Linked DNA regions of Mus musculus: all the other regions are linked to region 2. Evidence: chromatin loops called from intact Hi-C (ENCODE). Cell type or tissue: left cerebral cortex. All regions are shown on one strand. Region 1 overlaps Gm36561 (a long non-coding RNA gene). Region 2 has its middle 32 kb from the start of Gm46177. Region 3 holds the start of Kcnk2 (potassium channel, subfamily K, member 2). Region 4 has its middle 10 kb from the start of Gm30088. Region 5 has its middle 14 kb from the start of Gm36561. Region 6 overlaps Kcnk2 (potassium channel, subfamily K, member 2).

Region 1 (5,000 bases), 490 kb before region 2:
AGAGTGTGAAATTCTATTGGATTCCATAGAAAACTCTTCTTGAGGGCTAGGAATGTGGCTCAACTGAGAACATTCCTACACCCCAGTGGCTCAACTGGGGTGTGCTTTCCTGGCGTGCACAGGCCTGGACTCCAAATCCAGCACCACATAGCCTAAGCGTGGTGGCACACATCTGTAATCCTGGTGGCACACATCTGTAATCCCAGCTCTTGGAGGGCGGGGGTGGAGGTGGGAAGATCAGGAACCTGCCCTGCAGTTGGCATTGCCTCAAAACAAAACAATCCAAAACAACCCCCCCCCAACTCCCTTCTATTAATCTGATAACAACATTCAAGTCACCTGATCACCCCATGAACACTTTTTGTACATGGTCTATTAATAATCAACACTGGAACCTTAACTAATAGGCTGGGGGATGTTTTATGATACACAGACCTTTTGAACATCTCCTATTCCTCTTCGAACACTAGCAAAGTTCACCAGCTTAATAGATTCTGCAGTGCAGAATGCATGAATGTGAGTATTGAAGGTAATTAGCTTGTTCTAGCCCTTGTCAGTCACAGGATGACTTATTTCACATTGAGTGTTCCTCCAAGACCCTTTCCTAACACCCGGAGGAAAAGCCACGGCAGTGATATCACAGGTGACTGGCTTTGCCTCTAAACATAACTTGACATTGTAAGTGGTGTTTTGTTTTTGTGTTTAAACATGCATGTGCTTTTTTATCTGTACCGGGCCCTGTTCTCAGTATCGACTCACTTAAAATTCAAAGCAGTGTTCTGAGAATAACACTAAGGCATTGCTGATCTCCCAGAAGGGAGCAGGTCACTGGGCAGTGGGTGGCCCAGCTGGGCCGCAAGCTCAATGCTGCTCACCTCTTCGTGCTCCGGACACCATGCTGCTAGGAGCAGGATGAATATACATTCCATTTGCATGTTTACATTCTTTTTAAAAATTTTTCCCTAAATCCCTTTTCATTTGTAAACAGTGTTTCAAAAGGGAAAAAAGAAAAAAGTCCCTCCGGACAATTTAAACAGAGAGGGAATGCATTGAGGAGATGTTGACCCATGACTCGGAAGTTCAAGATGAGGAAGTCAGGTGGGCAGTGTGCTCTGAATCTGTGGGAGTGGTTACTGCGTCTGTGTTACTGGACACAGCATGATAAAGCTTTCATTGCAGTGACAACTACATCACTGTTTCCATGGAAACCAGATGTTGATGCTGGTGTTATTGGTCTTGCTGCTTCTGATCTGAGTCTGAACTTATGCATCTGATTGGCTACCCAAGGTCACATGACTATCATACGCTACATTCCATTCTCATAGGAGATTGGAGAACACATATTTTGCTTCTCAGGGTTACAGAAGGAAACATAAGAGAACTGAACAACATGGGGCAGACTTATTTAATATGTGTATATCTGAGTTAGATACTAAACGTTATGCTGCTTGTACTGGCTGGTCGTCTTAGTCCTTCCTTTCTTCGTTTAAATTAGCAACATTATTGTCTTCTTAATTTCCTTATTTAGGAATAATATAGTTTCGTGTGATGGAAATTTCTCAAGACACGGGAGATGGTTCTACATTTAACATGAACAAAAGGGCTCATGTTTACAGTACTCCCTTCCCACAGTCTCCATATTGTCAAGCACAGATGCTGTGTCTAAATAAAGGGCTGATGCTGTGATGGTTTATATATGCTCGCCCCAGGGAGTGGCACTGTTAGAAGCTGTGGCCCTGTTGGAATAGGTGTATCACTGTGGGCTTTAAGACCCTCATCCTAGCTGCCTGGAAGTCAGTATTCTGCTAGCTGCCTTCAGATGAAGATGTATGTAGAACTCTCAGCTCTTCCTACACCATGCCTGCCTGGATGCTGCCATGTTCCTGCCTTGATGATAATGGACTGAACCTCTGAACCTGTAAACCAGCCCCAATTAAATGTTGTCCTTATAAGAGTTGCCTTGGTCATAGTGTCTTTTCACAGCAGTAAAATCCTAACTAAGATGGATGGTATCTAAAATGTACTCAGTTTATTAACCATTTCCCACGCAGTGCTTGGCTAAGGTCCTCAGCTGTATGGAGGATTTGAGGCACAATATAAATACCTTATTTATTGCAGTGGTATGTTGGGAGCCCTGCTTTTGCTTCTAATATTGACTCCAATTTTTATTTCTAGGACAATAAAAGGTGGAGATCTCATCCCTAATCCTAAGGACGTTTTGTTCTTGTTACTCGTTTCATCTGTATAGGAACACACTATTTATGAGACACAATGCTAGCAAGCCAAGAAATTTGTTATTAAAGCCCAGGTCCTGCTTTACTTTCTATTGATGTGATATAAAGAATGACCAAAAGCAGCTTGGGGGACAAAGGGTTTCTTTCAGTGGACAGTGAAGTCCATCACAAAGTGACGCCAGGACAGGAACCTGGAGGCAGGAACTGAAGCAGAGGCAATGGAGGCACACCGATTACTGGCTTGTTCCTCATGCCTTGCTCAGTCTCCTTTCTTACACAACCCAGAAACACCTACCTACTCAGATGGCACCACCCACAGTGTGCTGGGATCTCACACATCTACCATTCATCAAGAGAATACCCAAAGACCTGCCCACAGGCCAGTCTGATAGAGGCAAAATCGGAACTGTGGTTCCCTCCTCCCTGCTGACTCTAGCTCATGTTGAGCTGACACATACCGCCACAGCCCACTCTACTCAGCTGCTCCGTGGGCCACACTTGTCACGCCACTCTCTAAGAATACTTAAGGAAATCTTTTTGGCATCTTCTAGCTGCTTAGAACAGAATTTACTTCATATGGTGCTTCAGGTTTAAAGCATGAATGATGAGTTTACCCAAGTCAGGGAGAAAAAAAGCAAGTGACAAACTTTCATCTGGCTTATGAGAATCCCTTACTCTTCCAGTGTATATGTCATACATATGCCATTTTAAACAGTTAAGAATAACAATGTAAAGAAATGATTTAAAAAAAAAATACCACATGCAGTGTCTACAGAGGCCAGAAGAGGTCATTGGAGCCCATGAAACTGGAGTTACAGGTGGTTGTGAGTCACCCCGCTGGTGCTGACAACTGAACCCAGGTCATCTGCAAGAGCAGCCAGTGCTCATAGCCACTGAACCATCTTTCCAGCCACATTTAAAAAATATTTTAAGTAAAGTATCACCACAATCATTTAGTGTTTCTGTGCTGAATTGGCATGATAGAGAACTTTATCAGCATTGATTCAGTCCACAATCTTTGTTGGAAGAAATAACCACTTGATAAACAGTTCAAGGGCAAGTCTATAGAAAAGGGGCCCTTAAAAACTGGCTTTTCAAAGTATAGTGTTTTTATTATTAGAGAATTTCATACATGCATAAGCTATATTTTGAAACTATCACACATGGCTTCTATAATGCTGGATTGTGTTCTAGGCAAGCAGCTTACCAATTTAGCTACACTCCCAGGCCTCATAGTTAAAAAAAAAAAAAGAAATTCTAAATCTTGGTATGATTATACATACCCATAACCTTAACACTTGGAATGTAGAGACAAGGGATACAAAGTCAAGGATACCATTGACTGTATATTTAAGGCTAGCCTGATCTACAAGAGACCCTGTCTCAAAACAAAAAATCCAAAGCACCCATGACCTAGACAATTTGTGGGTTTTAACCATTTAAGGGCTCCATACTATCAATGCCTTTCCATAAAATAGATAAATAGCTTAAATTTTCATATGCTACATTTTATAAAATTATTATTGCTCCTTCCCCCTTTCATTATTTCTTGGGATAGTTTTGCTATATAGCCCAGGCTGATCTCTAACTTGTACTCTGCCTGCCTCTACCTACCAAATGCTAGGATTCTGGGCACGGTCCTCCATACAAATAGCACATAACACTTTCTAGGACTGATGACATAGCTTGGTGGTAGAAATGTGCAGAGTTTGCTAAAGACCCTGGGTTCCACCTGATTCGCTGAAGGTGTTTTAAAATTATGAAGTAAATTCACTCTTAGAGGACATTTAAATGACATTAAAATAGACTTTTTACACCCCGGGGTGATTTTTCAACTATTCTATTACTGATAGACGATTATGATTGCCTCCATATTTCTGTGAATACAAACGATTACCATAGCAGACATTTTTTGTGTGCATAGCTTAGAATACGTAAAGAGCTTGAGAGGTGTGTGTTAATGTTCTAATACAGTTGGAGCATGCCTTGAATATTTTATGCTCATTCATTCGTCTCTTGGATGTTTTGGTTCTGTTCTAAATCTTGCTAGTGTCTGTGTTTCTGTCTATAGTAGCAAGGCATAAATATTTCCCCCCCCCTCTGTCTTTCATCACAGAACAGGAGATGAGATTTAGAATCACGGTGTGCGTATTTGTAGCATTTACTACCCAGAGATGGACACGTGCATGCAAAACACTTCCTTCTCCTCCAACCTGGGGGAGAAAACACCATAAATGACAGGAAAGCGCCTCAGAGGTGCTTTTAGAGGAACAGGATACAGTCCCGGGTAAGAGGAAGTCGATCGTCCTCCCTGAGCTGAGAAGGACTCCCTCATATGTCCTTCCCCTGCCTCCAGTCCCGCCTTTGCCTTTTGTTCCTCACACACTCGTTCCTCATACACCGGTAAACTACAGCTTCCTGTGCTCCAGGTCTTGGCACAAGACCATGATTCAGATGCCGCCTTGACCGGCTTATGGACTGGTCTTCATAAAAGGTTCCTTCTGGTTATCTTCATTCTCTGTTCCTCTCACCATTGGCTGGAGCTCAAGGCTGGAGCTCACTCAACTCCTCGTCAGCTCCTTGCCACGCTCAGCCTGGCTATTCCTCCTGATTTTTTTTTTTTATACCGTTGTTTCACTTTTCAAAGGGAAAAAAATACACCTTTTTTTTTTTCAAGTGAAAATCCTTACTACTCCAGCCCCCACTGCCACTCTCAGATTATCTCAATCTGACCAATGTGAGATTGTTCTGTCTAATCCTAGTAAC
Region 2 (5,000 bases):
CAAGAATTCAGGAGTTTCTAATAAAATTGAACGTTCTCTCACAGTGAGCATGGAAAGCTGGAAGATCAGTTAAAGGGAAAGGATTTAAAAGGATTAAAATGTATTCTACTCAGAGAATTCTAACTAATTATCACCTCATTTTGTTATTTTTTTTCTCTCAATCACCAGTATTTCCACAATAGCGTGGAGTCATATTCTGCCGTTAGAACTTTCCATGTTTTTTCCATTCACGGTATTTATTGTAACCGGCTACAGTGAGCCCAGTCCATCCTCCCTTCCTCACGAGTATTTGCCTTTTTCCAGCACACAAATGTTTCATGGTAAAAGCTGATGTTTAAATTCTACTGTGCTCTTTTCTTCTTGACTTCCAGACTATGCAGTGGGGGAGGACAGGGGACAGGGACTTAACCTAAATGGAACAAGTCACAAGCTTTATTAAGGGGCTTTGGGGAAAGAACAAGCCTGCCATTGACACTCAACTGTTGGAACTCTGTGTCTCCTCTGCCCTGACTGGAGCATTAATTCATAGGAGAGGAAGCCATAACTGTGGTGAGAAAGGCCAGATGTGGCTTTCCTCTTTCATTGAGATAGAAAAACAGATATCTCTGTGTTTAGGCTGAAGTACAAAACAAATATATGTTATACATTTATTACTCTTTATATATGCCTTATACCGCTAATCTGCTATCTTATAAAAATAATAATTCCTACCTATAGAGATTATGCAAAACAACATGAGTTAAAATTTTACTTTAATATGAAGAAGACTGCTGGATTCTGCCTCTGTATTCTTGCTTGCTTTAGCAGGAGCCTCTCAGCCCCCTACCCAGGGAGAGCTAATGTTTATGAAAGCTATTTCTTAAAACAGGCATTACAGAAACTGCTCTGGCCTTGCCAGCCTCACTTCTGCAACATGCCTTGCACTCCAGTGGAATTCCCTCTTTCCGTGAGTTCCATCTTCAGTGGCCACACAGGGAATAGATTCGACACTGTCGTCCAGCCACCAAAAACTAAGAAATTGTAGCTTGGGCTGCACTTTGCAGAGCTCTGGTTTGACCCAGGCACTGGAGTAAAATACACCTAATTTCTCTAGCTCCGTAAGTGGTACTGTTAGGTTCTTCACTGGCCAGTCTTTCCTAGACCCACAGAAAAGAAAGAAAGAAGCCGTACTGGCTGGTTTTGTGTGTCAACTTGACACAAGCTGGAGTTATCACAGAGAAAGGAGCCTCCCTTGTGGAAATGCCTCCATGAGATCCAGCTGTAAGGCATTTTCTCAATTAGTGATCAAGAGGGGAGGTCCAGTTCATTGTGGGTGGTGCCATCTCTGGGCTGGTAGTCTTGGGTTCTATAAGAAAACAAGCTGAGCAAGCCAGTAAGCAGCACCCCTCCATGGCCTCTGCATCAGCTCCTGCTTCCTGACCTGCTTGAGTTCCTGACTTCCTTTGGTGATTAACAGCCCTGTGGAAAGTGTAAGCTAAATAAACCCTTTCCTCCCCAACTGGCTTCTTGGTCATGATGTTTGTGCAGGAATAGAAATCCTGACTAAGACAAGAGCTGTTAAAACTCCCCTTCTTTGTCTCAGCTTTGGGATTAAGGCTGTTGAAACAGAAATCAAATGTTCCCCTTTCATTAAACATAGAAATCTCTTTTCATATGGGTAACAATGAAAAGGCAGATACAAATCTTAGTTTTTCCCTTCCATCCTCCTTTCTCTTCCACATCCCTGATCATGTGGTGATGAGATGGATTTCTCTAATGATAGTACATGGATAGGTAATTCCCACATGCACCCCTTTGCCCCACAGCCTTAGAGTTTGAACACTTGGGAGGTTAAGAAGCCTTTACCAGGTGAAATTTTACTGGAGAAAGTGGGTCTCTGGGAGCAAGTTGTGAGGTTTTGCAGATCAGATCATCTCCTATCTACTCTCTGCTTCCCAACTGTGGGCTCAGTGAGACTCCCTGCCTCACACGCGCCTGCTGCCATTCCTTCTCCAACAATAACAGCAGTATCCTGTTGAACTTTGGATGTCATCCATTGAACTCTAGAGGTCATGTAGCTATTTACTTCTACCGAAGCATTCTATGAAGGGTAAAGAAGTAAATAAAACTCCCAAGTCTCAGGAAGTGCCTGAAACCTACAAGATTCACAAGAAGGGGAGGCTGTCTGCTCAGCCTAGCTGTTTGCACAGTGTGCTGAGAGCACCATACCCGTAGCTTTTGTGCATTAGAGTCCATGCTGAGGTGGAGTTTTCAGTGATATAGCTGTGTTAGAGTCATCTGTGCTCCTCTAGACAACCCCAATAAGTTGCCTAAGCTAGATGTGGGTGGAATCATTTTGGTGGTAGTGGTTAGTTATGGTAGTAGTAGTTGTTTGGGGTGGGGTTTTTTTTGTTTTGTTTTGTTTTATTTTGTTTTGATCTGCCAACATTGCCCTATCCAAAGTAAATAAACTTTTGTTCCTGTCTCCCTGCGGAAAGTTGCTTTGACAAAATATGCTTTTCCTCCTTTAAGCTGTTCCCTGTCAGGTGTCTGGTCACAGCATGTAGAAAGTAGCCAATCAGAGAAGTCTTCAAATGAAAACAAGTGTCTGTTGGTTGGCTTTCCCTTACCCAAGAATGTGTTTCTTTCAGAGCCCAGCACTCACTTCCTGGCTCCTCTGCCTTCCTTTCTTCCTGTTTCTCTAACAAGAAAATCATGCCATCACTATCATTGCTTAAAGTGAATGGGGATCTCTAAATACTTTCGGTATAATAATGCAGTGAGTTGTCATACGAGTTTAAAAATAAAAACATGAGTCCCCAAGTGATAGGACTCATATAAGATGAGATTTGAAAATGACTGTTCAAAATATGTCTTTGGTGCTCATTTTAGTTCTTGGTCTTTTTATCTGTTGTACGGTACCTACTCCTGGTTCAGTAACTGACATTTTCGTGATGCCCATGTCGTCCTCCATGGAGCCATCACACCCCATCTTCAGCTCAGGACTTCCAGCTCATCTTTCCTTCCATTCTGTGTGTGTGTGCACTGGGCCAAATGTTTTCTATCTCTGGCCTCATTTAGACATCATCTGGCCCATTTACAAAATTCACAAATTTTCTACTAAGATGATTGACAAGTTATGCAGAAATTGTAACATAACTAAAATGCATAAAAATAACCTCCTAGGCTCCATCTTGCCTGCTTTTTATCCTTATGTAATTTTAGCACTAGACTTCTAAAAGCTCCTGTTTGTGGTTATAAAAAAAAAAGGTGCAAACTCCATCTGTCTCTACAATGATCCAATTTTCCCCTAAAATAAATATAGTACAGAACTCAAATTCTCCAGTTTAAATTTTCCTTCTTATTTAGATACTTGACGTTTTATACTTCCAGAGGAGTCCTACTGTTTGGGAGAGGTCCCCCGGGGGAGGGAAGAAGAGCAAGAGATTGTGAGGTGAACACAAGCTACACACTGATCCAACATGCACATGGAGGGAATATACTGAGCCAAGACCAAAGGAACCTGGAGTTACTGCTGTCTAAAGGAAGCAAAACCAATGGCCATGGGATACTCCCATAATTCCAGGGTGCTCACTTCTGAGAGATGTTCATATCAAAGCTGTATGCCCATGGACCAGCCAAAGTATCAACAAAATGATAATCCAATGCCTTTAGTCAAAATTGATTGGGTCTCAGGCTTTTCCCAAACTAGGATATTTTCTTTCCCATTCCCACCTGTTTGAAATCTGCATTTGTAGCAGCGCGCTTGGCTGCCTTCAGAAAAGTGGTTAAGGCATAAAAGGAGCCTTGAACTCAGGAAAATATGTAATGACGATGATTAGAAGAGGAAGAATTGGAGAATTTTTAGTCTCTTGAAAAGAGATAGGAAGACCTCACACCAGTCAGAATGGCTAAGATCAAAAATTCAGGTGACAGCAGATGCTGGCGTGGATGTGGAGAAAGAGGAACACTCCTCCATTGTTGGTGGGATTGCAGGCTTGTACAACCACTCTGGAAATCAGTCTGGCGGTTCCTCAGAAAATTGGACATAGTACTACCGGAGGATCCAGCAATACCTCTCCTGGGCATATATCCAGAAGATGCCCCAACTGGTAAGAAGGACACATGCTCCACTATGTTCATAGCAGCCTTATTTATAATAGCCAGAAGCTGGAAAGAACCCAGATGCCCCTCAACAGAGGAATGGATACAGAAAATGTGGTACATCTACACAATGGAGTACTACTCAGGTATTAAAAAGAATGAATTTATGAAATTCCTAGCCAAATGGATGGACCTGGAGGGCATCATCCTGAGTGAGGTAACACATTCACAAAGGAACTCACACAATATGTACTCACTGATAAGTGGATATTAGCCCAAAACCTAGGATACCCAAGATATAAGATACAATTTCCTAAACACATGAAACTCAAGAAAAATGAAGACTGAAGTGTGGACACTATGCCCCTCCTTAGAAGAGGGAACAAAACACCCTTGGAAGGAGTTACAGAGACAAAGTTTGGAGCTGAGATGAAAGGATGGTCCATGTAGAGACTGCCATATCCAGGGATCCACCCCATAATCAGCATCCAAACGCTGACACCATTGCATACACTAGCAAGTTTTTATCGAAAGGACCCAGATGTAGCTGTCTCTTGTGAGACTATGCCGGGGCCTAGCAAACACAGAAGTGGATGCTCACAGTCAGCTAATGGATGGATCACAGGGCTCCCAATGGAGGAGCTAGAGAAAGTAGCCAAGGAGCTAAAGGGATCTGCAACCCTATAGGTGGAACATTAGGAACTAACCAGTACCCCGGAGCTCTTGACTCTAGCTGAATATGTATCAAAAGATGGCCTAGTCGGCCATCACTGGAAAGAGAGGCCCATTGGACATGCAAACTTTATATGCCCCAGTACAGGGGAACGCCAGGGCCAAAAAGGGGGAGTGGGCGGGTAGGGGAGTGGGGGTGGGTGGGTATGGGGGACTGTTGGTATAGCATTGGAAATGTAAATGAG
Region 3 (5,000 bases), 190 kb before region 2:
CACAAGATGAAACTAGAGTAAAGGTCTTACAAAACAAGTGATTAAATACAATAATAAATCTCTAAATCTATTATCCCAACTCATTCAAATGATTAAAAAAAACCCAAACACAAAGCAGGAAAAAGAATATTCAGATGTCTTGCAGATCATTTTCAATCCAATTTGAATTAAACCAAGAAAGAAAAAGGAAGCTGTCTAGGAAAGGGAATGTCTACACATGAAGAATTTTTTTTTTTTCAACAACCAACAAATCCCCTTGTAGGAGAATTTAAAGGTTTTTCTTGTCACCTAAGACTCCTGTTTTATGCCAAGGAAACCTACAACCAAAATATGGCCACATTGAAGAAGGCTAACTCAGATCTAAATCATTTGGGGTTAATACTTAAAACCTCTTCTACCATAAGGGTGGTGTTCACCTATTTTAAAATTAAAACTGGGGGTGTGCTTTCTCTTCAAAAGCTTGGTTTTTCTGTAGAGTAGCAAGCTGATCTTAGTTGGATTCAAAGAAGAAAGAACCACTCAATGAAGCTAACCTCTAAGGAGGAATTGGGTGACAATTTGTTCACAATGTAGGTGGTTCATTCCACGAGTGTCACTCTACAACTCTGTCTTCCTAAGCGGCAGTAGCGATGGGCATGGCCTCTGATAAGAGGCCCTGCTGCTTTCTCAGACCAATGCACTCTACTTCTCCATGGGCAACGGCCTCCCCATCATTAGCGCCTACAGCAGCGTAAGCCCCCGTCAGTTCTAAGACAAGGAAAAGAAGAAGAGCAAAGAAGTCTAAAAGACCAGGAAGGGGGAGATGGGAAAGAAATGGGAGGGGGCATGGTAGGAGGGAGGCGATGGAGGAGATGAAGACCTCTGCAAAGGAGGTCCACCCTGGTGCCCTAGTCTGCTCTTGCCCTTAAGGACAAACGGAGCCCATTTCACTGGGGCCATTACCTGGATGAGTTCGTCCAGCTCGGTGGAGTTGACGCAGGCATGCTGGGCTATGAAGGTCTGCTTCTGGATCACAATGGTGGTCCTCTGGGAAATCTCCTGAGGCTGCTCCAATGCCTTGAACACCGTGGCTCCGATGATCAGGTAGAGGACGACCACCAGGAAAATCGTGGAGACTGTCTTCCATTTCATAACATTAATGGCCGAGTCACTCTCCACCCGGGAAGCAAGCACGGTGGGTTTTGAGGAGAATGAGAGCCTCGGTTTGGAGTTCTGAGCAGCAGACTTGGGATCCAGCAAGTCAGGGGCCGCCACTGACAATGACAGAGAATTTGGGTTAGGCCGGAGGAGTCTGGAGGCAAGGGGCTAGCTGCTTCTTTAAGGAGGGGTCAACCAGGGCTGGCTGAACTTGGAGATTTTCCTAGTGGGAGCTGAAGAACTTCACCCAGCAGCTTTCTCTGGTCACTTGCAGAACCATACCCGCGCGCGCGCGTGTGTGTGTGTGTGTGTGTGTGTGTGTGTGTGTGTGAGAGTGAGTGTATATATATGCTCTAGAAAGGGGGCAGGGCTTCTGTTCTCTGCTGCCACTGGAGTGTCAGGTGGATGGAAAAAAACAGAGACCAAGAAGTCAAAAACTAAACAAATAAAAGAAGGCCCGAGGGGCTGCTCATTAATTTCTAGATTTGTTTCTGCCCATGATATGTGTTGATGAAGATGCCCTGAGATCCCAAGGGCTGATGATGGTACAGATCTTTGCTCCTGAGAACAGCTCATGGCTTGCTTCTGTACATCAGACCTTTCCACGGTAAACAACCAGAGTAAAAAATGTTTGCTACTTATTGGGTTTTCAAATTTCTTAACAGAGAAGGGATTGCAGTCGCTGCAGCTCAAGATATCCTGCATATTTCCTGGTGGGAACAAACCACTCTATTCATACCTGGCACCCATCTTCCAAAGTGGGCACATTATGAAACACGGTTCTGCCATCTCTAATATGCTTGAAACACAAAAGGAACTGCTAACTCTTGAGTCACCACAGCCAAGACACAGCAAAGCCCCCCACTTCACCAGCAAAAGCAAGAAGAAAGCAAGCCGGTGGGCTGGCTTACATCTTAGTAGACCTTCCATGCTCTGCATAAGGCTAATTGCTCCATTAGAGCTCCCAGATACTGTGAGGTGACTCTAAGCCCATCTATTATTTATCCCAGCTCTTCAAAATCATCATTAATGGCTTTCATTTTAGAAAATACAAAAGCTATTCGATGGCCACTTGTGGAGGGGGGAGATAAGCCAGTCATCACAAAATATTTGATCGGAGAGGCAACAGCAAACAATCATGGGTTATACAGGATGGTTGGAACTTGGGGATAAACACCTAGAGGAGTCATCCATTTAAAGCCCATCACTTACATATAAAAAAAAATACGCCAAATTACCACCATGTGTGTAATATAGGTTTCATAAAAACATAATCTAAAATTTGCTTTTCCATAAGCATATTACACATCCCCATGGAACTGCACCCTGCAGCTCCAGAAATTACTCAAGGGTAAGACACTCATAAAGAGCATGAATTTGCACACAGCTGTCTAGCCTGCCCTCTTGCCTAGCACTGTGTGCTGCCAGTGTGAGTTCCTAAGGTTCTCCAGTTCCCCATCAGAAAGACACTTTTCCAAACAGCTAGTTGATGAGCTACAGGACGAGAGTTGTCCAAAGGAGGCAGATGAAGGGACCTCCTCAAGCAGCCAAGATCGAGGGAAGTCCTCACTTAGAGATGATGAAATCAGAGCAGGCGTGAGGAATCAGCCCCCACCTAGCCCAGCAGCAGTGCTCTGCATAGAGACTCCAGGGTCAGCTGCAGCAGCAACTTCCTAAGTGAGGCTCAGCCCACCACCTACCAGCGTGACTGACTCCCTTTCTGCCAATTCACCTGTTCTGATTACAGCCACAGAGAACAAGGCACTTTTGCTGTATTGACAAGGGCAAGGACACTTGAAATAAGCACTCAGCCAGATGTTGGCTGTTTGGATTTTTAAGAGCTGTTAGAAGTGCTTACAGCAGTTAAAAATCACCATCACCTGTAGCCTCATGAGGACTCAGATTCTGACTAAAATAAAATAAAATTGAGCCCCCCAAAACACCAAAAGACCCCCCAAAAACAAACCATCACAGCAAAGAAGCCCCACAGCACCTCTCTAAGCAAAGGTCCCCCACTCCCCAGAGGTACTGATTTTCAGAAAGCTTTTTCATAGAGAGAATTAGAAACCACCACCAATGTTACCCAGCCCAGCCTGAAATTCCTCCAAGATACTGTCATGATGCACTTGGTGGGGGGAGAGAGGGCAGATATGGTAATGTATTTTATTCTTTTATTTTCTCTCTCTCTCTCTCTCTCCCTCCCTCCCTCCCTCCCTCCCTCCCTCCCTCCCTCCTCCCTCCCTCCCCATTCTCTTTCTGTGTGTGAGAGACCATAGTGTGTGTGTGTATATGTATGACCACAGTGTGTGACCAAAGTATGTGTGTGTGTTGGGCTGATAAATTTCTTGAAGGAGTTTAATTCTTTTAAGCTATGTCCTTATATTTAATTAGCAGAAACAGATAATGCACAATTGGCAGACTTAATGGATAGAATCTGGTGGCATACAGAATAAATATTTTAAAAACAAAACACCCCCCCCCCCACCCCGCGCGCGCGCCTTTCCTGAACCCTATCTAATCTAGATACTGGATTCCCAGCCTCTACTGTTCGGTGAGAGGCGAGGCAGGTCTTTCCACACACCCTTCACACCATCACTATCGCTCCCCTCCCCCATGGTCCTCCTCTTTAAGCTCCTGGTCTCTGGTCCTCATCCATAATCGGTTCTCCCGCCCGCCAGCCACCAGTACCCCCAAAACAGCAGCAGAAACAAGCTTTTAATTGTTTGCCCCAGCACTACTGCGTGTCCCCCATGCAATGGGCAACAAGTGTGATCAGGGCCACCGTGCAACCTGCTTGAGGGCTACTCTCTAGGGCTGACCCTCCTCTCTGGAAACTGTCTTAAGCTGCGCCAAACCAACACCCGAGGGAGGCAAACGCAAAAACCCCAGGCACCAGCGGAAAAGCGCAAGACGGAGCCAGGAATGTATGCGTGCTGGGGTTGAGGTCACCAAGCCCGAATCACATCCAACCCACAGAATGGAGAGGAAGATGAGAAGCTAGGGGACCTGCGTTGCCCTCCCGGGAGAGCGTGCGCGGGCCAGGATGGATGCCCAGGGTCTCACCTCCTGCAGTATAGCCGGGTCTCTCCCGCGAGGCGCTGGCAAGCATGAGGCATGCAGCATTCAAAATGTTTGTTTGTTTGTTTGTTTTAACACAGACTTGGTGCTTTTTTCTTTTCTTTCTCTCTCTCTCTCTGTTTTCTTTTCTTTTCTCTTTCTTTCCTTCTTTCCTTCTTTCTTTCTTTCTTTCTTTCCTCTTTTCTTTTTCTTTCTTTCTTTTTTTTTTCTTTTTTGTTTTTACCAACACGCCATTGTACTCACTCCTTATTCCAAGACGGGCTGCGCGCTCCGAGCTGCACGGGTAGGCATTTTCCCCGGCTTTGTTTTACAAGGTGGGGAGAGCGGGGCTGGAGGCGGGAGGGGTATAGAGGGGGGAGCGTGAGAAGAAACGAAATCGCCGGAAGGAGAGGACACCAGCGGTGGCAGGCTGGGCAGAGGGCGAGGCCGAGGCCAAGTTGGGATCGGACGACGACGCCCCCGCGCGCGATGGGTCACCCCGATTGCGTGGCCGCCTGGGGTCCCGCGCGGGCCCTGGGTGCGCTCGGCCCTTGGCTCCGTGCGCTCGGCCGGCGGCTGGGCTCTGCCCCGGGGCTCAGCGAGGGGGTGATCACTGCAGCCCGTGCGGCCGAGCACCCGGGTGTCTTTGTGCCGCGGCCCTGTGCAGCCCCTCTCCGCATGTCTTTGTGAGGCGCCCCGCCTGGCTCGAGCCCCGCCGGGCGCCCGCAAGGTGGGGGTGTGGCCCGGGGTGGCCCGCCTGGCCCGTAGCACCACTCTCCCCTCGCCTCGCCGCTCTTCCCTCCTTT
Region 4 (5,000 bases), 98 kb after region 2:
ATCCAAGATGGCGAGAGCCAGTGGCTACAGAAAGACACATTAGAATGGGGAAAGACCAAAGCCAACTGGAAACGGACACGGAGAGGGGCAGATGGAGTAGAGTGCAGAGGATGAAATGTTCAGTCCGTGGTAACTGAGGATGGCAAGGGATGAAACAAAGGCCGCAAGGCCACTTCCGGTTCAAGGTTGATGAAAGAACCTCTAGCCAACTGGAGGACGAGGGTGAGAGCTTGTCTCCTAGCAACCACTAGTAGACTGGTTTCCTGTCTCTCAAGTTTTCTCTGACAAACACTCATTAATGTATGATTTTTTAAAAATGTATAGTGGTATTGAAAAAAAAAAAAAAACAGCCTGTACAATGAAAGATTAAATTGGTATTTGAGACACAACTACGTTAGCATCACAGGCGACCCAGTCTCTAATTTGCCTAAAATGGAAGTGGGAGTGGATAATCCTGCACTCAAGAGAAGCTTGGTGTTTTGTTAGTTTGTTTTTCTTGGTGGAGAGTCAAAGCCATGCTCCGGATCAACAAGAAGTAAGTTAGCCTGGTCAGGAACCGATGAGTCATGGGTTCAGGCCAGGAGACGGGGAAAATGAAAGAGAGCCGGGTGGAAAGGAACAGAGAACCAGGGTCAGCCTGACAGCTGAGACGTCTCCCTGCTGATACAGGAGCCAGCTCCAGAGTTCGTACCCTTCACACCAAGAGACTAAACTTGAGTCTCTCGGAAAAGGGAAAATGGGGGTCACAGAAAAAGACCAGCTTCCTTTGTAATCGCCCTCCCTCTGCTTGGCTTTATTTCATGGGAGTGTTTGACCTCCCTGACATTTGGGGGGGGGGGGTGTCTCATGATCACATGTGCATTTAAACTCCATCAAGGAACCGTAAGCCTTTGTAGCAGTGAGGGTTATGTTTGTCTTGAGTCTCCCAGGCCCATCACCAACCTCAGTCAAGATTGATTATCATCAATTAACAACAAGTACTCTACAAGTCTCTGCTGTAAGCAGTAAAGACACATGGCAGCTCACAAGCAGCTGTAAATCCAGGGATCTGGTGCCCTCTTCTGGCCTCTGTGGGCACTGCACACATGTGGCACACAGACATATATTCAGGAAAAATTACTATACACAGAGAATAAAATAAATAAACCTTTAAGAACTCCCTGGCTTAATCATTTTAATTTTTATTTTTTGGATGGCCTAGGAACCTGTTGAAGTGGAAAAGATTTTGCTAGTTTTGTTTTTTGTTGTTTTGGGGGGAGAGGGGTGGGGAGGGGTGGGAGTTGTTCTGGCTTTGTTTTGAGGTAAGGTCTCTAATCCGGCCTGGTCAGCATGTGACTTGCTATGCAGACCAGGCTGGCCTTAACTTGTGGCCGTCCGTCTTCTTGCTTCTTGCTTCTGCCTCCTAAGCTACAGTCACAGGCATAATAAACTGCACGCCTACTTAAAGTGGGCAGTTTGATATGAAGCTAGAGAACAAAGATAATGCAAAGCGTGCATCCTTTTCAGACTTTAACACGGCAATAAGCAGAGCAGAGGATGATGGGAAGCCTGGCAAACAGCCATTCCCACAGGGCTCTGTGGTAAATACCTTTAATCCACGGCCAGGTCATGTAAGGTGGATTCCCGATAGCTCCACTACAGATGAAACTAATGCTTAAAGCTACGGTGAATCCTTGATCAGCATTTTCTTATTCTTTTTTTTTAAAGATTTATTTATTTACTTTATGTAAGTATACTGTAGCTGTCTTCAGACACCCCAGAAGAGGACATCAGACCTCATTACAGATGGTTTTGAGCCACCATGTGGTTGCTGGGATTTGAACTCAGGACCTTCAGAAGAGCAGTCAGCACTCTTAACCACTGAGCCGTCTCTCCAACCCCCCATTTTCTTATTCTTTTTATTCCCCTTTTAAAATTTTTTATTACCCCCCATTTTAAATTTTTTTATTACTATTATACTGACTTTAAAAACCCAGTAGTTTGGGCCTACATGATGGACAGAGACAAAGGGTTCTAGCCACTTAAAGACTCCTCTGACCACTTTAAACACTCCCAGGCTCAACCATGTTTTATGTTTTTGGAGAGTAGTGAGCACACAAGCGCACATGCATTTTAAAATCATTTTTAAAATGCCGTGTCTTTCCAGTGACCAGTGCAAATTCGTCCCCGGCCTTTGTTTGTCAACAGTGTGTGGCCTTCTAACACTTCAGTTAAATTTCCCTCTAAAACTCAGCTTTTCTGTCAGTTGTTTAACAGTTTCCAAAGCAAGACAGCAGGGCTTCCCTTACTGTTACTTAAATAATATGAAGGTCTTATTTGGACATATTAGCCCTGTGATTTCAATCTGGTTCTTTGATCATTGACAAGTTTGGTAAACATCAATTATCAATTATTAATTAATACTAATAATTCAAGCAGAATGTCCATGGAAAGGGAGAGATCATGTGTTATGACAGATTATACCTACGGAATTTTATTTGACATTAAAGTCCAGGTTCCATGCTAGGGCTTGGCTCTGAATTTGCGAACCAAGAAGAGTCTGTTGCCAGTTGGTTGCTCTGCAGGAAAGAGCTGGCTGTGAGGAGTCTGGCTCCACTGATGGACTGATCTAATAATCCTTCATAAACTGATGGGCCACTGTGACAACGAGGAAGAAGCCAGCAGAGGAGAGTGAGGTCCTCTGTCATGTGCCAGGGAGGCAGAGTTCCGACCTCTTTCCCCCTGCTGGCTGGCCTCCATGCGGCAAGCAGTGGTGTCCAACATACAGCCTGCTGTCACTTAAACTCAAGCGCAAAGCATTGGCACCGGTAAACAATAGATTAAAACTTCTGAGACCATGAACCAAAATCCATGCCTTCTCCACTAAGTTATCTCCTCAGGTGTTTTATCACAGTAACAAAAAGCTGTTCAACACATTTCTGGGGCTGGAGAGATGGCTCAGCGGTTAAGAGCACTGACTGTTCTTCCAGAGGTCCTGATTTGAATTCCCAGAAACCACATGGTGGTTCACAATCATCTGAAATGGGAGCTGATGCCCTCTTCTGGTGTGTCTGAGGACAGCTACAGTGTAGTCACGTGTATATAATAAATCTTAAAAAAAAAAAAAAAGGACGCATTGGCACACTTGAGAGCAGCAAGATGAGAAGCCTTGAAGTACAGAGATTAAGTCAGCATGGGCTTGGACTTCAGAGAAAGCCTGTGGACAGAATCCGAGAGGCTCTGTAATCCACGGACCCACGGACGTCACATGTGATCTTGTTGTCAGCCATCAACAACACAGTTCCTCCACTGACTTCATTCCATGCTGTCTCTGCTAAGGCAGGGTAGTGAGGAGCCATTTTCCTAGAACTTGAGACCTCATTCTCTTGATATGGCCCAAACATGTCATTCCCTCAGTGCCATGAGTGTTCATATCTAGGGGTGGGAAGCAAGGCAAGGGATTGCTCACACTGGCTGCCCACTCGATGTTTGAGGAGGTGACTAGGATCTAGCTTTTAGATGAGATAGATAGTGTGTGGTATAGAGAAAACCATCTTTCCTTCAGGATCTCCATTTTGTCAGTCTCACAGTGATAAAGACAACATAAATAATAAACAATACAGTATTTAGGGGAAATCACAATGGGTGGAGTGATAAATTACATTAAAGATTTAAACTAAGAGGCATTAAAAACTAAATATTTAACGTTTTTTAATTACATGTATTTGAGGGGGACACAGGCATGTACCCATGGAAGTCATGTGACAACTTCTATGAGTCGGTTCTCTCTTTCCACCCTGTGGGCCCCAGAGATGAAGCTCAGGCCAAGCCTGGCCCCTTTAGATGCTGAGCCCTCTCAGCAGCACAGTAATTACGCACTTTCTTTGTGGAGTCTTCTGAGGAACTGAGTTCATGCATAGCCTAAAATTAAGTTGTAGGCACGTTCCCTGTACCCAGCAGGCAGAGCTGCTTAGAGAGACTTGAGGGCTTCAAAGAGCTGCGAGCAGTGTTGGCTTTCAAGGCGTTCTCTTATTCTGAGGAGGCTAAAGTCAAAGAGACGGTAGAGATGGTAGGTGCTGACTAAGAAATCTCTGAAAACAGCCTGTGCTCTTTATCAGCAACTCTGTGAGTGAAGCAAAAGATTTTGCTCTTGGAAATTGGTTTTATAAATAGTTTTAGGGTAGAATGAGCTGGGGGAAGGAAAAGAGATCACAACTGCCTAGAGGTCTAGCTCCATAGACCTGATGCCCTCTTCTGACCTCAAAGAATGCTGCACACATGTGAATGCACACTCGTGCACACACATACAGACAGAGAGAGAGAGAGAGAGAGAGAGAGAGAGAGAGTTTTATAGGCTTGTCCCGCAGTCAGACCTGGTGTTCTCTCTGGAAACACCTCATTTGCAAGTCCCAGTTGGTTTTTACAGGATGGTCATTATAAACAAATACTGCAAGAGAAAGACTGCCATAATTGACTTATGTTAATTATCCAGGGGTCCACATTCCCTGAGTTAATTGATGCCAAGCATCTGAATAAAAGCCGTCTGCTCTGACAAGGAGAGTGGAAGCAACAGGTGGACGGGGACTCTCCATCTCTGCCATGGCAACCACGCTGTTCTCTCAAGGGGGGGGTGGGTGGGTGATTTTTTAAAGTGGCTAATTTTGGCTTAATCTCCTCACTGACTATGATGCACTCTGCATTTGGGAAATCAGAGCGAAACACTTCCAAACCCACATGTTCTCTTCTTGAGAGTTTATGGCCAACTCAAAGGAGAAAATCGTCTAATTTCACTTCATGCGCTAGAAGAAGAATTAGGTTGCAACTTTGGGCTTCTGGTTTTCAAAACAACAGACTGGTAGGTGTAATTTTCGGTCAGACTTCTCAGGGAGAGCTTGCTTTGAATTCTGGAAAGAGCAGCCGCACTCTGAAGACAGACTACACGCAAGCTCAAGCACACCTGCTGTTTCCATATGGTCGGAGCCTGTGTGGGCATCTCAAGTTGAACATCCAACCTCCGATGT
Region 5 (5,000 bases), 480 kb before region 2:
TGGTGTCTCAGATGGACAGCAGGGATGGAAGATGAATGGCAAGGGTGATGTTTCAGAGACAATGGCAGGGGTTAATAGAGGATAAAATGCAGGTTGAGATTGAATGAACCTCATTGAGAATGGTGGCCACTAGTCGTCTACTGAATTTGAAATCTTTATTGTTTAATTTTTAAAAGTCCACCCAAATCTCCTCTAAATTATTTAGAAAGAATGATGAGGTTGCAAAAAGCATTTAGAATATTCTTAAATTTTCTTCCGTATCTCCTAGACTTCATGTGCACACAGCGTGTTTTCTAGAGGCATCATGTCAATTTCTCCCATCTCACCATAGGCTCGTCCTACGTGACCTTCCGATTCCTGTCAGAAGGTGGTATTTATGCCCCTTCCTTTTGAGACTGTCATCCCCCATTGTAACAAAGCTCTCTGTGACAACCAAGAGCAGGGACAGCTTGCTCTTGCCTCTTTCATACCACACTTGCTCTTGAGACCTAGATTTCACTCTGAGGAAGCTCAGGTTGCATGCAAAGGCCTTCTACACATGTTATTGCCTGGCAGAGCAGTTGAGGTCCTGGCTAGCAGGCAGAGTTTTCTGTCAGTTACATGGGAACAGAAGCTCATGAGATGACACCAACAGCCAGCTCCATCTCGCTATAACTTCCTAGACAGTCACAGGCTGAGAGCTGCTCAGCTGTGCCAAGTCAATCCCCAGGAATCGAAGCAAGAACAAATGGCTGTTGCCGTTTTATGCTGCTGTGTTTAGAGTGACTTATGCAAAATTTTACAAGTAGACTCAGGCAAATGGAAACTATAAAAATAAAAGTGAATTTAATTATAGAAAAGGCATCCATTATTTGAATTAAAAGGGAAGGATTCTACGCATTATGTCAGAATAAAGAGCCTTTGCAATGAAGGCTGTGGTCTTTACTTTCCCATTAGCTTCTTTACAATTTTTCTGAATTATTTTATTTCTTTGTGTATGTCAGTGCACTGCATGTGGCCCTAGAAGGCCGTGCTTTATCTCCCTGAGACTGTAGTTACCTATGGTTATTCACCACCATGTGGGTGCTGGGGATGAAACCTGGGTCCTCTGCAGAGCACTGAATGCTTTGTGCTATCATCCCTACAGCTCCCCACCCCCATGACTTCCCTTATGCAAATAAGTGAGACCGAGGACCATCTGTTTCTACAATCTTGTCACCACCGGAGGTCCTTCTTGTGTTTTTTTCACTGGAGCAAAAGTTCAGATAAGGACAGTTTATTTCCTGGTTTCCCTTGTCTGCCTATGTCTGCAGGTTGTTGGAGCTAATATTAATGAGGCTTCCATCTCCTTATTTTATCCTCCAAAGAATCCATCCAAAGTTTGGATGGTAGATTACACAGTCATTATGGTCCAAGGTAACTGGCCAAGCACATAGTCACACAGCTCATTACTCCTGAATTTCCTCACCTAAACTGAAAACGATAGTGAAAAATTTGCCTTGTGTTGATTAGCCTAGTGAGAGCCTACCCATGAGTCATTCTCCAAGGAGAGGTGTGATGATTAATATTGACTCTCAGCTTGATAGGTCTAGACTCATGTAGGAGACATTTGGACGAGTCTGTGAGGGTGTTTCTAGATAAGGTTAACTGAGGGAGGAAGACCCACTCTAAGTGTGGTATTGCCACTGATGGCCTCCAGTCCTGGAAGAAATAGAGAATGATAGTGGAACACCCTCATTCCTTTCTTTCTGCTTCTTGACTATAGATGAAATATTTCCTCCAGTTCCCTCCAGGCTTCTTCCCCATAATGAACTGTACATATCTTCAACATTTGAACAGTGATGTCTTAGTTAGGGTTTTACTGCTATGAACAGACCCCATAACCAAGGCAACTCTTTTAAAGGACAACGTTTAGTTGGGGCAGGCTTAGAGGTTCAGAGGTTCAGTCCGTTATCATCAAGGTGGGAACATAGCAGTATCAAGGCAGATGTGAGGTTGAAAGAGCTGCTAGTTCTACATCTTCATCCAAAGGAAGCCAGGCACAGACTGGCTCCCATGTGGCTAAGAGGAAGTCTTCACAGTCCACCCCCACAGTGACATAATTCCTCCAACAAGGCCACACCTATCCAACAAGACCACACCTCCCAATAGTGCCATGCCCTGGGCCAAGCACATTCAAACCAGCACAAATAATACCCTCTTCTCTCCTTAATCCACCTTTATCATAGCACTGACAAAAGTAATACACTAGGCTTCAACACATTCTGGGCAGGGAGCCCATGAGCTTTCAGGCTCCACACTTGACCACCACGATGGCGAGTGTACAGAAATTCTGTATCCATCCTGATGTTGCAGTCTAAAGAAGCACAAGTGGACAGTAATCAGAGAGTATCAACAACAGGGAACAAGATTCATCTGTTCTTGGAACAGGATGTAACACAGCTCCCTCGGGTGAAGCATTGCTACTCATCTTAGGCTAGGCAGCAAAGAAATAAGGAGAAAAAGTCTACAGTACGAAAGCCCAGAGTTATCATTTACTGCACAGATTGGGTTTTGCCTTGCTTCAGAAAAGAGAAATAAAATGTCCAAATGCAAGACAGCTTGCGGGGCACCAGGATTAATCCTGCAAGCTTAGACAGTTTGTACCACAGTGAAATGAGCAGGCATCTCAGAAGTTGTGCCCACTGATACCCTCTGCTTGGGAAGGGGTCCAGATGGCTCTTTGTTCTACTTTAAAAAGCACCCAGGGAAGGAAACTCTACTGTTGTCTCCATCTTGGTGCTGTGTGCCAAGCTCTTCAAATTTTTACAACCAGGAAAGTTCTGTTTAGATACACATAGTTCTTCCTCCTCTTTTTTCTTAAAAAGCAATTTCATATACATTATCTCTAACATTGGGGAGATAAAGAAAGCTGAAATTTTTAGTCAAAGTACATACTGGAAATGTATAATAACTCCAGCTACTTTTAGAATTCATGAGATTGCAGTCTCTCTTTCATAACTCTTTTTTGCATTTTGGAAAAAAATATTCATTCTGACACTTTCTTCAGTCCTTTGCTTCTTTTTGGCAAAACACCCAGAGGGCTTTGGTTAAGCATTCAAAAAGCTTATTGATTGTCTGTGTACAAGTATTTTTGCCTATATATACACGTCTATGTGTCATATGCGTGCAGGCATGCAGACACCAGAAGAGGGTGTCGAATCCCCTGGAACTGGATTTTCAGACAGCTGTGAGCCATCATGTGGGTGCTGGGAATAGAACAGGGGTCCTCTGGAAAAGCAACCAGTACTCATAGCCACTAAGCCATCTCTCCAGGCCCTGCTTAGGTGTTTAGCAAGCATTTTAACTCATCAATTTCAATGTTTTAATTTATGTATGTCTTCTCTGTGTGTGTGTATGTGTATGCATGTGGCATGACATGCCTTTGCTGTGGCACCTGTTGGGAGGTCAGAGACCAGCCTGAATGCGCCAGTTCTTTTCCACTATCAATGGTCAGACACACTTGGTGTCAAGTGACCATCAAGCCACCTCACCAGCCTCCGTTTTGTGAATCGAATACCATTACCCACTGTACAATCGGTGTGCAGATCATCTTATACTGTCTTATGTTTCATGGGAATACATTCACCAACAAAGTATCATAATCCCAGGGAAGAACTCAAATTCATGAGCGGCCACACAGAAAAGCTCTGGCTCGAAAGGTCAGGAACCTTTTGGTGGTTTTAAAAATGATTTTTCGTCCTCATTTTTCTAACAATGTTCTACAAATCCTAAAATATGCTTCAAAAGTATGTAAACCCTAGGCACACACAGCTTGTTCGTGCCCATGTCTGAAGAGCTGGCTTATGCATAAAAAACACGAAATTAGGGAAGCCAGTTATTAAAGAAAACGATAGAAAGAAAGGAAAGTTCAGCACGTTTCCTATATCTGTATTTTCTTGAAAACAGAACACTAGGGCTGGAGAGATGACTCAGTGGCTGGGAGAGCTTACTGCTCTTAAACAAGACTCAGGGTTGATTGATTCCCCGCCCCTACATGCCAGGCTAACAACTGCCTGCAACTGCAGCTCCATGGATCTGCTCTCCGCTTGTTCCTGTGTTCCAGTGATGTACACTAAGTCTCAGAAGCAAATAGATGCAAATAAAATAATTAACGAGCAAGTCTTTTTAAAACTAACAAAGTCAATTCATATAGAGTCTTTACTGGTAAATGCTAGTCCACATTTTCCAGGATCTCTAGACATCCAATACAGAATCATGGGCATTTTAGTTAAGGTTATTTTAGAGAACCAATTTCTCACCTTTAGTTCCTTGTCCATTTTCTCTAATTCCAATAATACTGAATACATTGTATCTCTAACATAGTTCGTAGGCTAATGTACACTAATCTGCTCTTAGTGGTTTATGTTAGTGGAGAATAATAAATATCACAGCAAAGGCCACATGGAGTAGGAACAATGAACAGCCCACTGTTGTCAGCCACCATGATTTATTTCTTATTGTGAAACACTACTGGGGAAATCTGTCAACCAGTTTGAAGGTCAACTATAAAAGTGTCAATAAATATGAAACCCAGACCTCATGCCGGAAAACAGCAGAGAATCATCAAAACGCCATTCATTTCCTTAGCAGTGATAATGAGGCACTTACAGGGGCTTAATAGTCTCACCTGGCTCTCCTGTACACCTTCAAGTTCAAGGATAAGACTTTTTCTCTCTGTGGGAATAATAAAGCTTTGTAATAACTTTAGCCTTCAGACTACATAATAGGATTAAAAGGATATGAAACGTGTCTGGTTTAACAGTGTGCACCGAGTCTGTACCATGAATAGAGACCTCTTGCATGAGGCTGGAAGCATTTGCTTAAGTCAGAAGAAGAAGAAAAAAAAAAAAAAAAGAAAGGGAAGAAGCAGCCAGAAGATGGGAGCTTGTCCTGAAGTTCAACAGCCTGAGGGGTAGGGAAAATTCTAACTGAGTGGTCTCCGGGGCCCAGATCTCCTGTCTGTCTGTCTGTCTCTCTCT
Region 6 (5,000 bases), 240 kb before region 2:
AGAAACCTTACCCTCACCGCCACCCCCAAGTTTTCCTGATTGATTAATAAAAATTACTGACAGCCTGTAGCTGTGCAGAAGAGAGGTAGGCAGGGAAAAAAATTCCCAGGCTTGGGGACCTCAGGTAGGAACCACAAGAGAGAGCCAGGAGAGGAGGAAGAAGGGAATTACCATGGAGTAATGGGGACCATGAGCATGTGGCCACAAGGGCTGGCCTGATGAAGCAGGAGTAGCACAAACAGAACATATGTAAAGTGATATACTGGGGTTCAAGGCATAAAAGCAGACAAAATAGTTCAGAGGGTTGATATCTGCCCAGGTCCAGTGCTTTAACACTTACTATAATTCTAGAAGTCTCTGTGTCTTTTATTTGGATAACGGCTAGTTAAGGTGTATCTGCTCCCACATTAATTTCCAGCATTAGTTACTAAACACAGAAAAATTAAATCATGATACACTAGTGGATTTCTTCTATAAACATATCATATATTTATAAATATATCATAAAATATATTTATTAATATATGATATATTTATAAGTTATATATTTATAAGCATATAAATATATAAATTTATAATATTAAGTATGTTATAAATATATTATAAAATATAAATATATAAAGTAGTAAATTATATAAAATGTTCATGGTGTACACATTGGATCACATGAATTCAGGCACACATGTGTAGAGGTATGTGCATATAGGTTAAAGGATAATTTCAGGTCAGGCCTCAGTTTTTGTCTTCTACATTGTTTAAGATAATGTAGGTCTCTGGGTTTATTTTTTGCTTGTTTGTTTGTTTTGCTTTTTGTTTTTGATAGGCAAACCAGATTGGGAATATTCCTATCTCTGCCTTCCTTCTAACCACAGGAGCACTAAAATTATAGATGCTTATTGCTACCAAGTCTATTTTGTGGGTTCAAAAGACTTAAATGCAGGTCCTTGGCCTGAGTGGCATCACTTTTATTCATAGAGCCATATCCACAGTCCAGCAATGGCCTTCCTTGTTAGCATCTTCAGAGAGATATGATGGATGCAGCCACTAAACCTGGACACTGCTTTTGTTTGCTTGCTTGCTTACTTGTTTTTTTTTTTTTTCCAAAGGAGTGTTAGAAGTGACCAGAATTTAAGGCTAGTAGGTACCGTGTATTTCTGATGAGTTAAGCTTTTAATTGTTCATGCTAGTAGTATTTCTCTGAACAGTTTAGAACCAAGAACTTCCCAGAATTCCTTCCTACTTGCAATGAGCAGAAGCTGCTGCACATAATCCACAATGGTTTATATGCATGAGTGTCAGCAGCACCAGCTCTTCTGTCATCGCCATGCTATGCCTTCAGTACTAAGCAATGCCAACTCTTTAAGAGTAAGACTTCACTATACTAAAAACCTTCAAGGATGTACAGTGTAATTGTGAGCTGAAAGTAGACAAGCCTGTCCAAATGTCACTCTATGCCTTCCTTGTTAAATGAGACTTTTGCAAGAACGCTGTTCTTTTAAGCATCCTGCCCAGCTTTAGTCAGATTCAGAGCTGAGACTGGCTTTGTGTTGTTCTGCCAGATGCTCGATGAAATTTACACCCTAGGACCAACAGTATTGTGGGCCAGAGCTAAGAGGGCAGGGGGATTAGAAGAGATAGATGCAGTGTTTATTCAGGACATGAAGAGCCATTGTTGCTAATTGGGGTGGGGGGATTTTATGGTTTATTTATTTCATTTAGCATGAATGAGTGTTTTCCATGCACGTATGTATGTGTACTGTGTTCATGGCTGGTGCCTACTGAGGCCAGAAGAAAGTAATGGATCCCCTGGAATTTGAGTTATACATGGTTGTGAGCCACCATCTAAGGAACCAAACCTTGGTCCTCTGTAAAAGCAGCCAGAGCCTTTAATTGATGAGCCATCTCTCCAGGCCCTATTTGGAACAATTTCAAGGTCACAGAAGTTGTCATTGGTTCCCAGAAGATTAAAAGTGTGTTATTGTAAACTGTACAAAATGATGTACAAATGAGAGAAAACATCCTTTTGTTCTGATAACAAGCAAACTTGATATTGATATAATACTGAAAAAAAGGCCAATGCTTAGGAAACACCAAAGGATTCCAAATCCGTTTTCAAGAAGCCCAAGGTACTCCGTGTTCCTCTGCGCTCCTCCTCTTGCCTGACTTGGGTGCATACGCAATGAGAAGACAGATGACTAACCGAGCTCATCCACTTAGGAGTCTGCAACACCGCTCACAGGAATCTGGCTCCATCAGACTTCTAGCATAACTTCACAAATCTAACTCTACCCATCCGCGGGGCATCTTCTCTGACAGGTGGTGGCAGAGTGGGGGTGGTCTCCTCCTCCTCCTCTTTTTCTCCTTCTCTTCCTCTTCTTTTCCTCTTCCTCCTCCTCTTTCTCATCTTCCTCCTTCTACTCTTACTCTTCTCCTCCTCCTCCAGGCAATACATAAGCTTGCATGCAGATTTTGGATACGAAGAACTTACGTTAACATCTTTATACGAGTTTTACTTTCATTAATTTAGTGTAGGCAAGAGTCATAGAGTCAGAGACCCAAAGCAATTTCATTTGCACTTCCTCATTCAAAAGAGCAATACCAGTATTCCAAGCTTTTAAAATAATTATCCTCTTTAATAAGTTATTTTAAAAATATAATGAGTCCAAGTTAGAAGTTGGTTTGCACAATTACTCATCTTTAAGTTGCCTGAAAGAATCCCAACTTTCATTTAAAATAGACCTTAAAAAATCCAGCGTGCAGCTCTCTCAGAGGCTGGTGAAATGCCACAGACACATGAGTGTGCTAAATTAGTCATTTAGCGCTCAATATTCAAAGATACAGGCACTTTACCTTCTTGGGAGGGTTTGTGGCTAATTCTACACTTCTACTTCAAGACCCTTCGACTCCACACACTGGTAGAGAGATTTCTATACTCACCACATGGAACACAAAACATTGGGAATTCGGAGTTACAGTTTATACTTTTCCATTCTTTCCACTCCAGCCAAAAGCCAGCAAAAGAAAATGTCTTACAGTTTACAACACACTCTCTGTGTTTCCAAAACACATTGTTTCTTGCCGCCTCCTCCTCCTCCTCCTCCTCCTCCTCCTCCTTCTTCTCCTCCCTCTCCCTCTCCTCCTTCTTTTCTTCTTCTTCTTTTTCCTCTTCTTCCTCCCCTTCTCCTCCTCTTCCTTCTCCTCATCTAGAACTGCTTGATAAAATTACTCCAGACCTTCCTTCCTTTCTTACTCCCTTTTTTCTTCCTTCCATCTTTCTCTTTTCCTTCTTTCTTCCCTTCCTTCTTTTCTTTTTGTTTCTTTTTTCCTTCCTTTCCTTCCTTTCTTTCTTCTTTTCCTTTCCTTCTTTCCTCCTTCTTCCTTTTACTTCCTTCTTTTCTCCTCCTCCTTCTTTCCCCATGCTTTGTTTCTCATCAGCCAAATGCAATTCCAAACTGGTGGCATAAAGGTTTGCAGCAAGCCAGGTATCAATATCATAATATCTTTAGCACTTCAAGCCAAGTACAATCAAACAGAAAACCCAATATAGAAAAACACAGATACCACACAAGCCATATGAACCACACAGCTGAACTCAGTCTCAGCACTGTGGTAGCAGAAAGTGAGTATTCTTTGTAAAGGTGACAGGTGTCCCTGAAAGGAAAGATTCTCTACTTAGACCTAAAGGAATGGCCGGGACGGTAAACTAAAGAGGACCTTGAGTCAGGACCTCCTGTTAACAGAGCAAGCACTTTATTTATTCACCACAGGAGTTATCGCCTCAGCCCCACCCCTACCCTTTTGGTGAGATTCTGCAGTGGTTCCACTCCACAGAGACCCTGACCCTGACCCTCTAAATCCTTCCTGCTCTGGCTCCTGCTTATTTGTGAGTCTCCATAGCTTCCTCTTGGGGCCCTTCTTCCAGACCTCCAGGGGCTGCTCTGTGCCTCATCTGCATTCCTTGAACATGCAGGACCCTATGTTACTGAGGATCTGTGCCATGGCTGTGCCATGGCTGTGCCCTCTGACTGAACTCGTCTTTCCACTTGTCAGTACATAGCTGACTTCTTTTCATCCCTCAGGTTTCAGATGCTGTCGCCCCCTCAGAGTTCCTGTGGCAGCCTCTTTGGAAAAGCCGCCCACTCCCTCCTCTGGTTTCCATGATCACACTTCAGGCTCTCTGCAGCATTCACTGCAAACACCCATCTTGTTGTCTTGTTTATTGGCATTCTGATTGGCCATTGGTCTTTCTGACCCCAGTGCCATGACCAGAAGGTAACATAACTGAGCCAGCAGAGTTAAAGAAGAACCAAAATAAAGAAAGAAATAAAAGTCGGTGGGGGCGGGGGGGGGGGATAAAGTGCTAAAATGAAGCTTCCTAAAATAACACAGCATTTAAAACCTTGGCTATTTTTTTTAACTTGGTTTTCTGAATAGGATCAACGCTAGCTCTCGATGAATTACAAGTCTACTGTCTAAATACTCTCTTCGCTTTCAAGGTCCTTACTCCCTTCTCCTCATTTAGTCACCAAGACCAACTTAGTCCCTCATTTAATTCTGTCTACCGCTGTCTCCCTCTCATGACATCCCAAGCGATGCTCCTGTTGCTCCTGTGGCTCCAGTAGCACCTATGTGTCACTATGGCTCCCATGGCTCCTGTGTGTCACTGTCCCCACTTGCTAATTATTCCATTGAGAAGTTTCTAGTTACCTTCTTCCTGATGTACTTAACACCACTGCCATCTCCCACTTTACTTTTTAAAAAATCAATATTTTCTCTTATTTAGTAGGTACAAAATCCTCGAATATCAATTTATATTCAAATGCCTTTTCCCCTCCACCTCTAGCAGTCAGTATTTCCTGCTACCCCCTTAAAACGACCCTCTGGTCTACATGATAAATGTTTGCTTCTTCATCCCCAAACCAAGTCAAGTTGATGCTCTGACTGGGTTCTAACTTGATCTGCCACAGACTGGGCAGCTTTTCTCTTCCACCAGCAGAAAC

The links. Peaks named below come from ENCODE experiments on the same cell type or tissue, not always from the same donor. Only the 100,000 strongest peaks of a DNase experiment are listed, where the experiment ranks them.
Region 1: a loop joins it to region 2, with 11 times the contacts of the local background. A loop is called at or near these places in 2 of 42 quality-filtered maps.
Region 3: it touches region 2 in a loop (5-fold over the local background); 2 of 42 quality-filtered maps call a loop at or near these places.
Region 4: it touches region 2 in a loop (3-fold over the local background); 2 of 42 quality-filtered maps call a loop at or near these places.
Region 5: it touches region 2 in a loop (7-fold over the local background); 2 of 42 quality-filtered maps call a loop at or near these places.
Region 6: a loop joins it to region 2, with 6 times the contacts of the local background. A loop is called at or near these places in 2 of 42 quality-filtered maps.

Annotation. Positions count from the first base shown.
Region 1 is chr1:189,036,893-189,041,892 of GRCm38, forward strand. It overlaps Gm36561 (a long non-coding RNA gene), which reads left to right. Exons shown (of 3, transcript XR_373831.3): 3 at 1,529-1,952. Among named protein-coding and RNA genes, the nearest start is that of Gm36561, 4.6 kb to the left of the region's middle. In left cerebral cortex, a CTCF peak has its summit at 3,030 (motif pointing right); a DNase peak (open chromatin) is centred at 2,640; H3K27ac peaks cover 677 bases.
Region 2 is chr1:189,529,936-189,534,935 of GRCm38, forward strand. No RefSeq gene overlaps it. Among named protein-coding and RNA genes, the nearest start is that of Gm46177, 32 kb to the left of the region's middle. In left cerebral cortex, no CTCF peak of the experiment used is centred here; DNase peaks (open chromatin) are centred at 2,697, 3,067 and 3,286; H3K27ac peaks cover 1,047 bases.
Region 3 is chr1:189,338,843-189,343,842 of GRCm38, forward strand. It overlaps Kcnk2 (potassium channel, subfamily K, member 2), which reads right to left and starts at 4,511. Exons shown (of 7, transcript NM_001159850.1): 1 at 4,201-4,511; 2 at 943-1,253. The coding sequence starts at 4,246. A430027H14Rik (RIKEN cDNA A430027H14 gene) reads left to right here and starts at 4,209. Exons shown (of 3, transcript NR_165462.1): 1 at 4,209-4,498. In left cerebral cortex, no CTCF peak of the experiment used is centred here; DNase peaks (open chromatin) are centred at 2,712, 3,799, 3,958 and 4,579; H3K4me3 peaks cover 2,366 bases; H3K27ac peaks cover 2,095 bases.
Region 4 is chr1:189,627,551-189,632,550 of GRCm38, forward strand. No RefSeq gene overlaps it. Among named protein-coding and RNA genes, the nearest start is that of Gm30088, 10 kb to the left of the region's middle. In left cerebral cortex, CTCF peaks have their summits at 1,057 (motif pointing left) and 3,050 (motif pointing left); DNase peaks (open chromatin) are centred at 1,050 and 4,910.
Region 5 is chr1:189,045,872-189,050,871 of GRCm38, forward strand. No RefSeq gene overlaps it. Among named protein-coding and RNA genes, the nearest start is that of Gm36561, 14 kb to the left of the region's middle. In left cerebral cortex, no CTCF peak of the experiment used is centred here; DNase peaks (open chromatin) are centred at 688, 2,691, 3,038 and 4,002; H3K27ac peaks cover 1,563 bases.
Region 6 is chr1:189,286,959-189,291,958 of GRCm38, forward strand. All of the region lies in intron 3 of Kcnk2 (potassium channel, subfamily K, member 2), which reads right to left. Among named protein-coding and RNA genes, the nearest start is that of A430027H14Rik, 54 kb to the right of the region's middle. In left cerebral cortex, no CTCF peak of the experiment used is centred here; DNase peaks (open chromatin) are centred at 1,495, 2,184, 2,771 and 4,132; H3K27ac peaks cover 1,215 bases.